Regions from separate parts of the Homo sapiens genome. Here region 1 is linked to region 2. The links are chromatin contacts, found by Hi-C in ENCODE. All regions are on one chromosome and are shown on one strand. Each heading gives the region's core, a stretch centred on a gene start or an enhancer-like site at or near the end of the contact. The rest is flanking DNA. Distances are from core to core; before and after follow the strand shown.

What was found. Hi-C counts contacts between places; a loop is a spot of excess contacts on that map. Pooled maps may share reads with other maps.
Region 1: a map of Calu3 shows a loop between it and region 2 (4-fold over the local background). The contact joins two enhancer-like sites. A Hi-C loop is called at or near these places in 1 of 168 maps with a recorded cell type or tissue (Calu3), 4 of 37 single-sample maps with no recorded cell type and 4 of 50 pooled maps.

The regions. Positions count from the first base shown.
Region 1 is chr15:35,302,256-35,308,406 of GRCh38, reverse strand. It overlaps a transcript of DPH6 not described here. Among named protein-coding and RNA genes, the nearest start is that of MIR3942, 67 kb to the left of the region's middle. Within about 2 kb of position 1,951, at least 10 of the 41 ENCODE cell types and tissues checked have a DNase peak (open chromatin) inside an H3K27ac peak, as active enhancers do.
Region 2 is chr15:35,068,582-35,073,932 of GRCh38, reverse strand. No RefSeq gene overlaps it. Among named protein-coding and RNA genes, the nearest start is that of NANOGP8, 14 kb to the left of the region's middle. Within about 2 kb of position 2,717, at least 2 of the 41 ENCODE cell types and tissues checked have a DNase peak (open chromatin) inside an H3K27ac peak, as active enhancers do.

The DNA.
Region 1 (6,151 bases), core at 702-3,201, 240 kb before region 2:
AATAAAAATTGTATACATTTATGAGATACAATGTGATATTTTGCTATACATTTACATTGTGGAATGATTAAATCAAGCCAATTAACATATCCATCACCTCACATACTTTTTTGTGGTAAATCATAGAAGCTTTTGACATTCTAGAGGTTTTATTTATTTATTTATTTATTTATGCAGTGACAGGATCATAGCTGACTGCAGCCTCAACCTCCTGGGCTCAGGTGATTCTCCCACCTCACCTTCCTGAGTAGCAGGGACTACAGGCGCACGCCACCACATCCAGCTAATTTTTATATTTTTTGTAGAGAGGTTTCACCATGTTGCCCAGTCTGGTTTTGAACTCCTGGCCTCAAGCAATCCTCCCACCTCAGCCTCCCAAATTGCTGGGATTACAGGTGTGAGCCACCATGGCTGACCAGAAGTTTTTATTTCCTCAGAGGTTAATTGTGCAGTTATTTCAGACATGCGGAAAAGTAGCATGAATAAGAATGATACTAGAATGTTCACATATCTATATATTTTGTACCATCATTCACCTGTTGCTGACATTTGCTCCATCTGCATTACCAGATAACTGTGCTCACTCATTCTCTTTTATCTCTCTGAATATATGTGTGTGTGTGTTTGTATATATGCATATATATACACACACATAAGATATGCATATATGTATATGTGTATACACATGCACAACACATTTTTTCTGAACCTTTTGAAAAGTAGTAGCATGGTCCTTTACTCCTATATACTACAATACCTAAAAATAAAAATTTCCTAAAAATAAAAATATTGTTTTATATACAAGTAAAGTTAAAATTGATGCATTTTTCTAATCCTTCATCTGTATTTCAATTTTGTTAGTTAACCCAACGATATCCTTTATACTGTTGTTTTTCCTCAGGAAAAACAGGGTCGGGACTGTTTTTAGGACTCAACCTAGGATCAGGTATTACATTTAGTCTCTTCAGTCACCTTTAATCTGGAGCATTTCTATAAAGCTTTGTTTTGCTTTTATAGCATTCAAATTTTTGAAAACTGTAATTCCATCTTTAATAATAGAGAATTCTTTGTTTTGGTTTTACATGATGTTTCTTTGTGGGTAGATTGAGGTGACATGTTCTGTGCCCAATACAGAGTGAGAGATGATGTGCTCTTCTCAGGGTGTCACATCAGGAGGCACACTATATCCATCTGCCCTCAACGGGGATGTTAATTTTGATGACCTAGTCAGAGTAGTGCCCAGTTTCTCTACTGTGTGGTTATCAGTTTTTCTCTTGCCACTAATAAGGAAACAATTTAATGTAAATATACTAGATTACAGCTTTTTAAATGACTTGAACTAAACATATTTTTGTGATTGTACTGTGCACAGTCATACTATAAAAGCCCTAAAGTTGCCCAGACTTTCCTATCTACTTTTCTTTATCCCTGAAATGCTCTCTTTCCTCTCGGCCACCTCGCTCTGAAACTGCCTTTGTTCTTAAGGGCCACGTGACAACATCCACCCAGTCTTTTTGCTTCCTGACTTTTCTCAGTCTGAGCCTGACTTCTGGAATCAGACTGAACATGTTGGGTGTGTTCTCTGCAGAGAGCTCTGCTGAGGTAATTACAGGTTCTGGAAACCATAGTGACCTGAACTTTACTGAGGGAGGTAACCTATTTGGAGATAAAGTCCAAATATGGTCAAGAATGAAAGCAAAAGTTTGAAGCCAGAAAGTCAATTCTTAGCCTCAGAATGGGAGGTTATGTAAGGCCCCAAAAGGGCAATCAATCATGAAATTCAAAGCCAAAATCAACAGGTTGAGAGACGTGGTACAATTTGTGTTAAGGCAATAGGTTTAGAATTAATGCCCTGAGGTTGATAGAGGTCTGTCTTTATGTGAAAACAGCTCTGCAGCAAAGACACAAGCCTGATAGCCTAACAGAGCCTGACTCTGCCCTGCTTTGGCTTTGAATGATAGAACACCATGACTCAATAAGGGGCATGACCTCAGAGAGGGTAGAGCAGGCTCCCAATAAGAGTAAGCATAGTGAGGATGCATGGTGCAGTTCTAGAAAGAAAAGAGCCAATTGAGTGCATCACTTGAATTATTTCCCTTGGTGGGAAATGTATTTTATTTCTATGTAATATTATAAAAAACAGTTTAGAAACACACTGTATTATAAACTTTAAGCTCACTTCCAAAGATACAGGAGAACAAGAAAAACATGCATGAAGTTAGTAAAAGTGATCTAATTAGCATTCTTATAGAATGAGCTGTAGATTTACTGGAGTCTTACTAAAGGGAAAAATACCAGAGCACCAGACTAGCACATCAATCATTTGAGATTGTCTGACAGTCTTGAAGAGGATATCCTGGCTGCAGAAAGCACACTGCTGTCTTAAGGCTAGGGGCCCAGGTCAGAACATAGGAAGAACAAAAGATGAGCAGTTTTGAAAGGAACCAGCTGGCTTAAGGTGATCCAAAGTGCACAGATGTTAAAACCTTAGTGTTCCAGCAATACAATTACCCAAAACAAGAATAACAGAATAACCACTACAAAATTATAAGACTCGATTTAGCTTTTTGACCCTTGAGGTCTGAGTATTTATGTCATGCTAATTTTTTACTACTTTAATGTAATTATATTTTGTGTCTTCTGGTTGATGGCTATAAAAAAACAAAATTTCTTACAAAAGTTGAATACTAAATTGTAACTGATCTTTATTAGAGATATGTATAGAATTCTGTCTATGTGAGATCTTAAAGATCTTTCGTGCTTTTTAAATGGTCTAAGCACAATAACCAATACTTCATAATTTCCTGTGTAATTATCTCAAACTTCCTCATACTTAATACAGGTGGTTTTATGGCAAGTCAAGAGATGGTAGATCTCAAGTCAATTATGAACTTCCTAAATTGGTAATTGAATGTAAAACAGAATAATCTAAAACTGAAAACTAAAGTGGTTTGAATCACAGGAATAATCAGGAACTAAAAACATACGAGATTTGGAAAATGTTAATTTTGTTGTTTCACAGTGTGAGTATGTGGTTAAAGTCATGAAAAATAGCTCAACATTCTTTAAGACCTTAGTCATTGTTTTCTATTTAATGATGTTGAACACTTTGTGAGTGTAAGGGGTGTTATTAATAATTATTTGGAGGCAAAACACACCCTAGAAAAGAGTTACTGTGTGCCCTTTAAAGATATTTAAAATGAAGCATCATCTATAGTAGAACCAACAGCGTACTACCTGACTTGAGACAACAAGTTTACTTACTCAACAGACATTATCAAACACTTCAAACCTTTATGGATATCTCAGTACCTTTAATGAGTATATGAGTTGGTCATGTAAAAATTCCATGTTGTATTCACCATACCATACAAGGAGATCTCCCTTGCTGTCATGTGAAGATGTGAAAACAATAATATTAAAAGTGTCCCTCTGTGACTAGTTGTCTATATTTTCAATTCTAGGGCAGAACAGCATAAAATAAGCAGAATTACAAGTTTGATTATCAAACTCTGTAAGTATATCACGTTCGTTTGTTATTTGTATTCAGAGAATGTGAGGGTGAGACTATGTAATTTAGCTGCAGCTTGCTGAGTTTTGTTTTTTTTTTTTTACCATCCAAATAGCTTCATAGAGATGAGCTTTGAAGAATGGCTTAAACATACTGTTTTTTTATTTCTTCTCAGGTTAGTGTCACTTCAAAAATAAAAATAAAAATAGGCACTCTTACTGGAACATCAGGAGTAATGCTGGGTATAAACAGGATTAGAATATACTTAACTGTGGTAATCCTTCCCGACACACATAGAGATGAATTGATAACTGGATTTGGCATTTCAAATATTTTTTACCAAGGCAAAGGCTTTAGGGTGTTTTCTCGGAATTAGAGAGTTTAGAGATGAAAAAGGTACCATTTATTATTTTCTCTTTCTGTCAGCTTAGGACTTCTCTTTGCAATCATGTTTATAATACTGGGCCTGTCTGTTCTTAAATGTTTCACCTGTTGAAGGATGTTCCATCAGAGGGTGTGCTAAAATCTTAGATTGTATGTGCCAGAGGTTTTGACTGAATAATATTCTGATAAAATCAAGGAAGGTAATGTATTGGAAAGGAACTTGGGCTTACAATCAGCAGTAGTGAGTTCTAGTCAGGAATCTGTAATATAATCTGTACATGATCTTGAGCAAATCACTTAGTGTCTCTCAATTTTCTGTTTCCTCATGTGAGATGTGAAAGGTTTTGGCTAGCCTATATTATTCAGTTTGTTAGATAATCAGATAAATATATCATTTAATCAAATTAACCACATCAGTGTATCAGTTCAGCCAAAATATTTGTCATTTATATAAGAAAGACTATAAGAAATCAGAAAACTAGATTTTTATTTTCTTAACAATAGTACTACTTTGCCAAGTAATGGCAACTTAAAAGAGCTTTCTCTCAAACCTGGCAGTATTACACCATTTTTGCTACAATATTATTTTCAGGAATATAATCACGGCTTACCTATTACCAGGGCCTTAGAGTATAAATGAAAAAAAAATGATTAGCTTTTGCAATCCTACTTTATCCTGGGACTCAATAAAGAAAATTAGTATCCTTCTTTAAAAAAAAAGGGGAAAAAAGATGACTATATTCCCATTCCTCCAAAATATAGAATATCAAATGAAGAGTAAATAGACACTAACCTCTCCTCCCCCTTTTTTTTTTTTAACTCCAGAGCTAACTGATCTGAATAATTTTCTCTTCACCAAAACTGGTAGAATATTTTACTTTATCATCAGGTTATTTTTGATTGCAAAGCTGTAACGTCACAGTATACTTATACTGAAAAATGCATAGGATTTGGAATCAGGAGATCTAGCTTCAAGAATCTGTTCTATTACCTCATATATATATAATTTGAGTAATTTCTTTAAAGGTTTAAGGAAACCTTTGAATCTTGGTTTCCTAATTACTAACAAGGCAGTAGCAGTAATATTTGTCATTGGAACGTCTATTGGTAAGAAATTAAATAATGAATGTGAATCATAAAGACTAGTATGCCTTCTTATTAGCGCTATTATAAAAATATTTTAAAATATTTTATATTTAATAAATTGTATTACTTTCATCTGACTACATATAGATAACATCGCACCTTTATAGACAGTATTATTAAGTTCAAATATTAAAGATGGAAGGAAGGAAGAGGAATGGAACTAATATTTCTGGAGCACCCTGCCACAGCATCATGATGGAAAAGTCAGGGAGTGCTTTATTTTCTAACTCCAATGTAATGTACTTTCTAACTGCTGTGTAAGAGACAATGCACCACCACATTGTCACCTGTGTAAGAGAAGGAAACTCAACCCTTTGGGGTTCTTAAATTGTAGAACAAAGAAGACTTGCCCCAATATGGAGAAACTCTAGTTTTTCTTGACCACTTCCTTTCTGCACCATTTCTCCAAATTTTATTTTTTAATATAGAAACCATTATAAGTATATAGCTTACAAATCTAATCAATATGTTTCCACACAAATCTGCAAACTGATTTGTATATAAGAAGACCCTATTCAAGTTTGAATTCAGGTGGTTATTTAGCTGAAATGCCATGAGAAAAAAAAAAAAGAAAAATCGTCTTCATTGTGAATTTGAGATAATTACTTTCAAAAATCACTGCAGCCCCAATCCAAGAAGGGACCACAGGGTTTAATTGTGGGTGTGCTATTTACAGATTAATTAGGACATTTAACTTCATTTTTTATACCACAGAATTAATCCCATAAAAATTAGTGATCTCGAAGGAGTCAGTTGTCAAACTCTGACAGGATCTCTTTGCCATAATCTATTAAAATGCTGCTTTTATCTTGTCTTGCCTGTGTCATATTTTATGGATTTTTTCATAAACACTGCCTATACTTCATAAATGTCTCAATTTTCTAGTCTATTAACATTACTTCAAAAGCAATTGATAAAAGAGTAGGGCATGCATGAAATAATACACCAATAATGTGAAGTGCTGGAGGCAAGAACAGTGGGTAGGATCTGCACAGCTTGTGAGCTGAAACAATGAAAGGATGTTTTATCTACTACAATAAAGAAACAAATGATCATTTTTGATAGTAGAAAAGAGATTGCTAGTAATTGGGCAGATGAAAAATGGGTTAT
Region 2 (5,351 bases), core at 1,468-3,967:
TGTACCCGGGAGGCGGAGGTTGCAGTGAGCAGAGATCGTGCCACTGCACTCCAACTTGGGCAACCGAGTGAGGGTTCCTCTCAAAAAAAAAAAAAGATATATCATCTGACCCATGACAGAATGGCTTGTAAAAGCCAGAAAATAACAGATGCTGGCGAGGCTGGAGAGAAAAAGAAGCACTTACATGCTATTGGTGGGAATGTAAAAGAGTTCAGCCACTGTGGAAAGCAGTTTTATTTCTCAAAGAACTTAAAACAGAACCACTACTCAACCCAGCAATGAGATTATATGCTCAAAGAAAAAAAAATCATTCTATGAAGAAGACACATGCACTCATACATTAATCATAGCACTATTCAGAACAGAAAAGACATGGAATCAACTAGGTACCCATCAACAATGGATTGGATAAAGAAAATGTGGTACATATACACCATGGAATACTATGCAGCCATAAAAAGAACAAAACCATGTCCTTTACAGCAACATGGATGTAGCTACAGGCCATTATGCTAAGCAAATTAGCAAAGGAACAGGAAACCAAATACTGCATCATGTTCTCACTTACAAGCAGGAACTAAACATTGGATACACAGGGACATAAAGATGAGAACAACAGGGCTGGGTGCAGTGGCTCATGCCTGTAATCCCAGCACTTTGGGAGGCCAGGGCAGACAGGTCACGTGAGGTCAGGAGTTCGAGACCAGCCTTGCCAACATGGGGAAACCCCCGTCTCTACTAAAAGTACAAAAATTAGTCTGGTGTGGTGGCACATGCCTGTAATCCCAGCTACTTGGGAGGCTGAGCTAGGAGAATGCTTGAACCCAGGAGGCAGAGATTGCAGTGAGCTAAGATCATGCCATTGAACTCCAGCCTGGGCAACAAGAGCGAAACTCCGTGTCAAAAAAAAGAAGAGAGAGAAAAACAGACACTGGGGACTACTAGAAGCAGGAGAGAGGAAGGAGGACAGGGGCTGAAACACTACCTATTGGGTACTATGCTCAGTACCCAATAGGCAGTGGAAGTAATAAGAGTAGAAGTTAAAGATCCTGGGTGATGGGGTCTTTCATACCTCAAACCTCAGTGTCATGTAATAAACTCATGTAACAAACCTGCACACATACCCCTTAAATCTAAAATAAAAGTTGATATTATATTTTTAAAAAGTTTTTAATCTACACATGGGATAAAATTTTATGATATTTCTCACACATACTCCCACACTTACAGTACATGTAAACACTAATGAAAATATGCAACTAAAATCTAACCCAGCAATTGCACTCCTGGACATTTATGCCAGAGAAAAGAAAACACAGTCACACAAAAACATGAATGCTCCTAGTGGCTGTATTTGTAACAGCAAAAAAAGTAATCAGCATCAATGTCCTTCAACAGGTGAATGGTTAAATAAACTGTGGCGCATACATACCATGAAATACTACTCTGTAATCAAAAGGAGGAAACAATTGATACACACAAGTTGGATGTATGTCCAGGGAATTTTGCTGGGTGAAAAAGAAAGCCCATTCCAAAAGATTACAGGCTATAGATTCCATTTACATAAAATGACAAACTTACAGAGATACACAGCAGATTAGTGGTTGCCACGGGTCGTATTGGGATGGGGGATCCGGAGGAAAGTAGGTGTGGTTATAAAAGGGCAAGAACTGTTCAATATCTTGATCGTATTGGTTGATACACGAATCTACATGGGTGATAAAATTGTGTAGAGCTTAATACAAACACAAACGAATAAAAGTAAAATTGTTGAAATACAAATAATGTCAGTGGATTGTATTGATGTCAATATCTTAGTTGCAATATACCATAGTTTAGCAAAATGGTAGCATTGGAGGATACTGGGCAAAGTGTACAAGGGACCTTTTTGTATTGTTTCTTACAACTGCATATCAAAATTATCTCAATAAAAATTGTAATAAAGGCCGGGCGCGGTGGCTCACACGCCTGTAATCCCAGCACTTTGGGAGGCCGAGGCGGGCGGATCACGAGGTCAGGTGATCAGGACCATCCTGGCTAACACCGTGAAACTCCGTCTCTACTAAAAAAAAACGTACAAAAAATTAGCTGGTCGTGGTGGCGGGCGCCTGTATCCCAGCTACTCGGGAGGCTGAGGCAGGAGAATGGCGTGAACCCAGGAGGTGGAGCTTGCAATGAGCCGAGATCGCGCCACTGCACTCCAGCCTAGACGACAGAGCAAGACTATGTCTCAAAAAAAAAAAATTGTAATAAAAAGAGAAAAAAAAATCCATGTCACTCTTTGTGAGCCCAAAGTGGTCTAAAAACTGCTCAGCATGCTAACATGTAAATTCTACTTATTTAAAGTAGAATTGTGACGGTATATACTAAGCCTATGTTATAGTTCTAGTAAAAAATAACAAAATCGGCAGTTTTTCAACTCAGTGTCTTTGACTTGGTTAAACAAATGTGTAATTATTGTCAAAATTTTCCTCAGGGAAATGAATATATCATTTTTGCACTTCTTGTATGGTTTACCAAAAAGTTGAGTAACTGCAGATTGCATAATTGAAGGAAGTTTTGAAAATGAAAGCTGTAGGTAGGTGAAGTGGCTCACGCCTGTAATCCCCGCACTTTGGGAGGCCGAGGCCGGCGGATGACCTGAGGTCAGGAGTTTGAGACCAGTCTGGCCAACAAGGCGAAACCCTGTAAATTAGCCAGGCATGGTGCCGTGCGCCTGTAATCCCAGCTACCCGGGAGGCTGAGGCCTGAGACTCGCTTGAACCCAGGGGGCGGAGCTTGGAGTAAGCCGAGATCGCACCCCTGCACTCCAGCCTGGGCAACAGAGCGACACTCCGTCTCAAAAAAAAAAAAAAAAAGAAATATAGAAATAATGTCTCCCTCCAGAGCAAAGGGCAGTCTGCTTACTGCCCATTATAAAAGATTCAGGTTTTTTAAGCTTAGAGTTCTTCTCCTAGAGCACAATCCACCATTTGCTGGCACCCCTTGAAACTTCAGGCCAGGGGAGCTGTACAAATGTACTCATGCTCATGCTGCTGGCTGAGCCATGAGTAATAATGTCCTTTGCCTCTGACCCAGAAGTCTACTGTCTTCTGCCAGCATCCAGAAGCTTGGAAATAGAGCAAAATCTCAGATCTATTACAGGTCTTCAAACCTTATACGATTTAAAGATTAAATGAGTTTGTTTGTTTGTTTGTTTGTTTATTGAGATGGAGTCTCACTCTGTCGCCCAGGCTGGAGTGCAGTGGCGTGATCTGGGCTCACTGCAACCTCCGCCTCCCAGGTTCAAGCGATTCTCCTGTCTCACCCTCCAGGATAACTGAGATTACAGGCACCCACCACCACACCCAGCTAAGTTTTTTTATTTTAGTAGAGACGGGGTTTCACCGTGTTGCCCAGGCTGGTCATGAACTCCTGAGCTCAGGCAATCCACCCGCCTCAGCCTCCCAAAGTGCTAGGATTACAGGTGTGAGCCACCAAGCCCGGCCACGAGTTTCTTCATTTAAAATGCTTAGCACAGCCAGGCGCAGTGGCTCATGCCTGTAATCCCAATACTTTGGGAGGCCAAGGCAGGTGGATCACGAAGTCAGGAGGTGGAGACCATCCTGGCCAACATGGTGAAACCCCATCTCTACTAAAAATACAAAATTAGCCAGGCGTGGTGGTGCATGCCTGTAGTCCCAGCTACACAGGAGGCTGAGGCCAGAGAATTGCTTGAACCTGGGAGGCAGAGGCTGCAGTGAGCTGAGATCACACTACTGCACTCCAGCTTGGGCAACAGGCAGGACTCTGTCTCAAAAAAAAAAAAAAAAAAAAAGTGCTTAGCACAATTCTTGGTACTTGGTAAACATTCAATAAATGCTCGCTCTACTTACATTATAACCATCAAAATACAGGTATGCCACTGGGAGAGCCACGTAAATAAATGTGTGTGTGTATGCTTGAAATCCCCCGAGCAGGAATTTAGTCCTGTGGGTTAAGGCTTTATATTTCAAAGTGTATGCTTTTATATATTCCAGGTACAAGGGCCCATAGGGAGATTACTTTCATAGCTGTTCTTTGCTATGGACACCTCATAATCTATCCACATCCCCTGGTAATCAATGTTCATTTCTCATAGCAGAGCCTGGCAAGGGAAATCTTAGGAGGTGTTCATTTTACGTGATTGGAAGAGAGATTTTGAACATGAGTTGTTGTCTAGGTAAACAAATTTGAGTAGGACCCAAGAATCTCATCATGAGAACATGGTATGTATTTGTCTTGCTCACAACTTTATTCCCAACATCTAGCACAAGGTCTAGCACACAGCAGAAGCTTAGAAAATATTTGTTGAGTGAGTGAATTTCTATGACAGAAAGAAATTCAGGGGAGTCTTTCTTTTCCTTGGCCATCCAGAAATAGATGTCTGAGTTATTGAAGTGCCCCGTCCTCAAATTATCCCTGCCAAACTTGGCAACCATTTCACCTACTGAAAAGAAACTCCATCAAAAATCTAAGATAAAAAGAAATGATAAAATAACAAAACAAACTTTTGACCCACTTTGTTGTGCATTGGAAGGCACGCTTTGGCAGACAAAAAGGCTCAATGCTGTGTAATTGTCGTCAGTGTTTCACTTAATATTTTAATGAGCTGAGCAACTGACATTTTGACTGAACACATGCCTTTGGTGGCTCTTGTTGCTAAGCAAAAGAGTGTATAAAAAGCTTGTTGTCCTTTTTTTTAAAAAAAAAATAATTTCTTAAAACGCAAATACATCCCAACTGCCACTTGGATTTCTACAGAGACAATTCCTGTCATCCTTCCTCCTTCCTGCCCAAGCCAGCTCTTCTCATCATTTCCTCTGCTCCCGCAGAGTTGCTGAGTTGGGTTCCACGCTCCTCTGCTAGTTCCTGGATTCACAGCAGATCCTTCTGAGCCAGGACATGTCTGCCAGGACAGGCAGTGCCATTTTTAGCTATTTCTCTCCTCTCTTCTCCTCAACCTTCCACAGAACAACATTTGTACATTTATTTTAATATTCCTTCTTCTTTCAATTCAGCTGGCTGTCTTAACGTTTTCTCTACATCTGACACTTCTACCCATTTGCTCCATGATTTTCCCTTTTTTCTCCTCTCTTTTTTCTCCTTTCATTTTCCTCTCTCTGGTAGGGGTGGTTGGTTGGAATTCCCACGATGATCAAAAGGCGATTTTTGAGAAACAGGGGAAATGGGTGATGTGCAAAATCGGGAGGGAATCACAGCAAATGGAATACTCTTTAAGCAATTAGATATTTGTATTCTTTCTTTGCCAGCCCTTGAAAATAAGCATTGTAATTATCCCGTCATACAGATGGAATAACTAAGAACTAAGA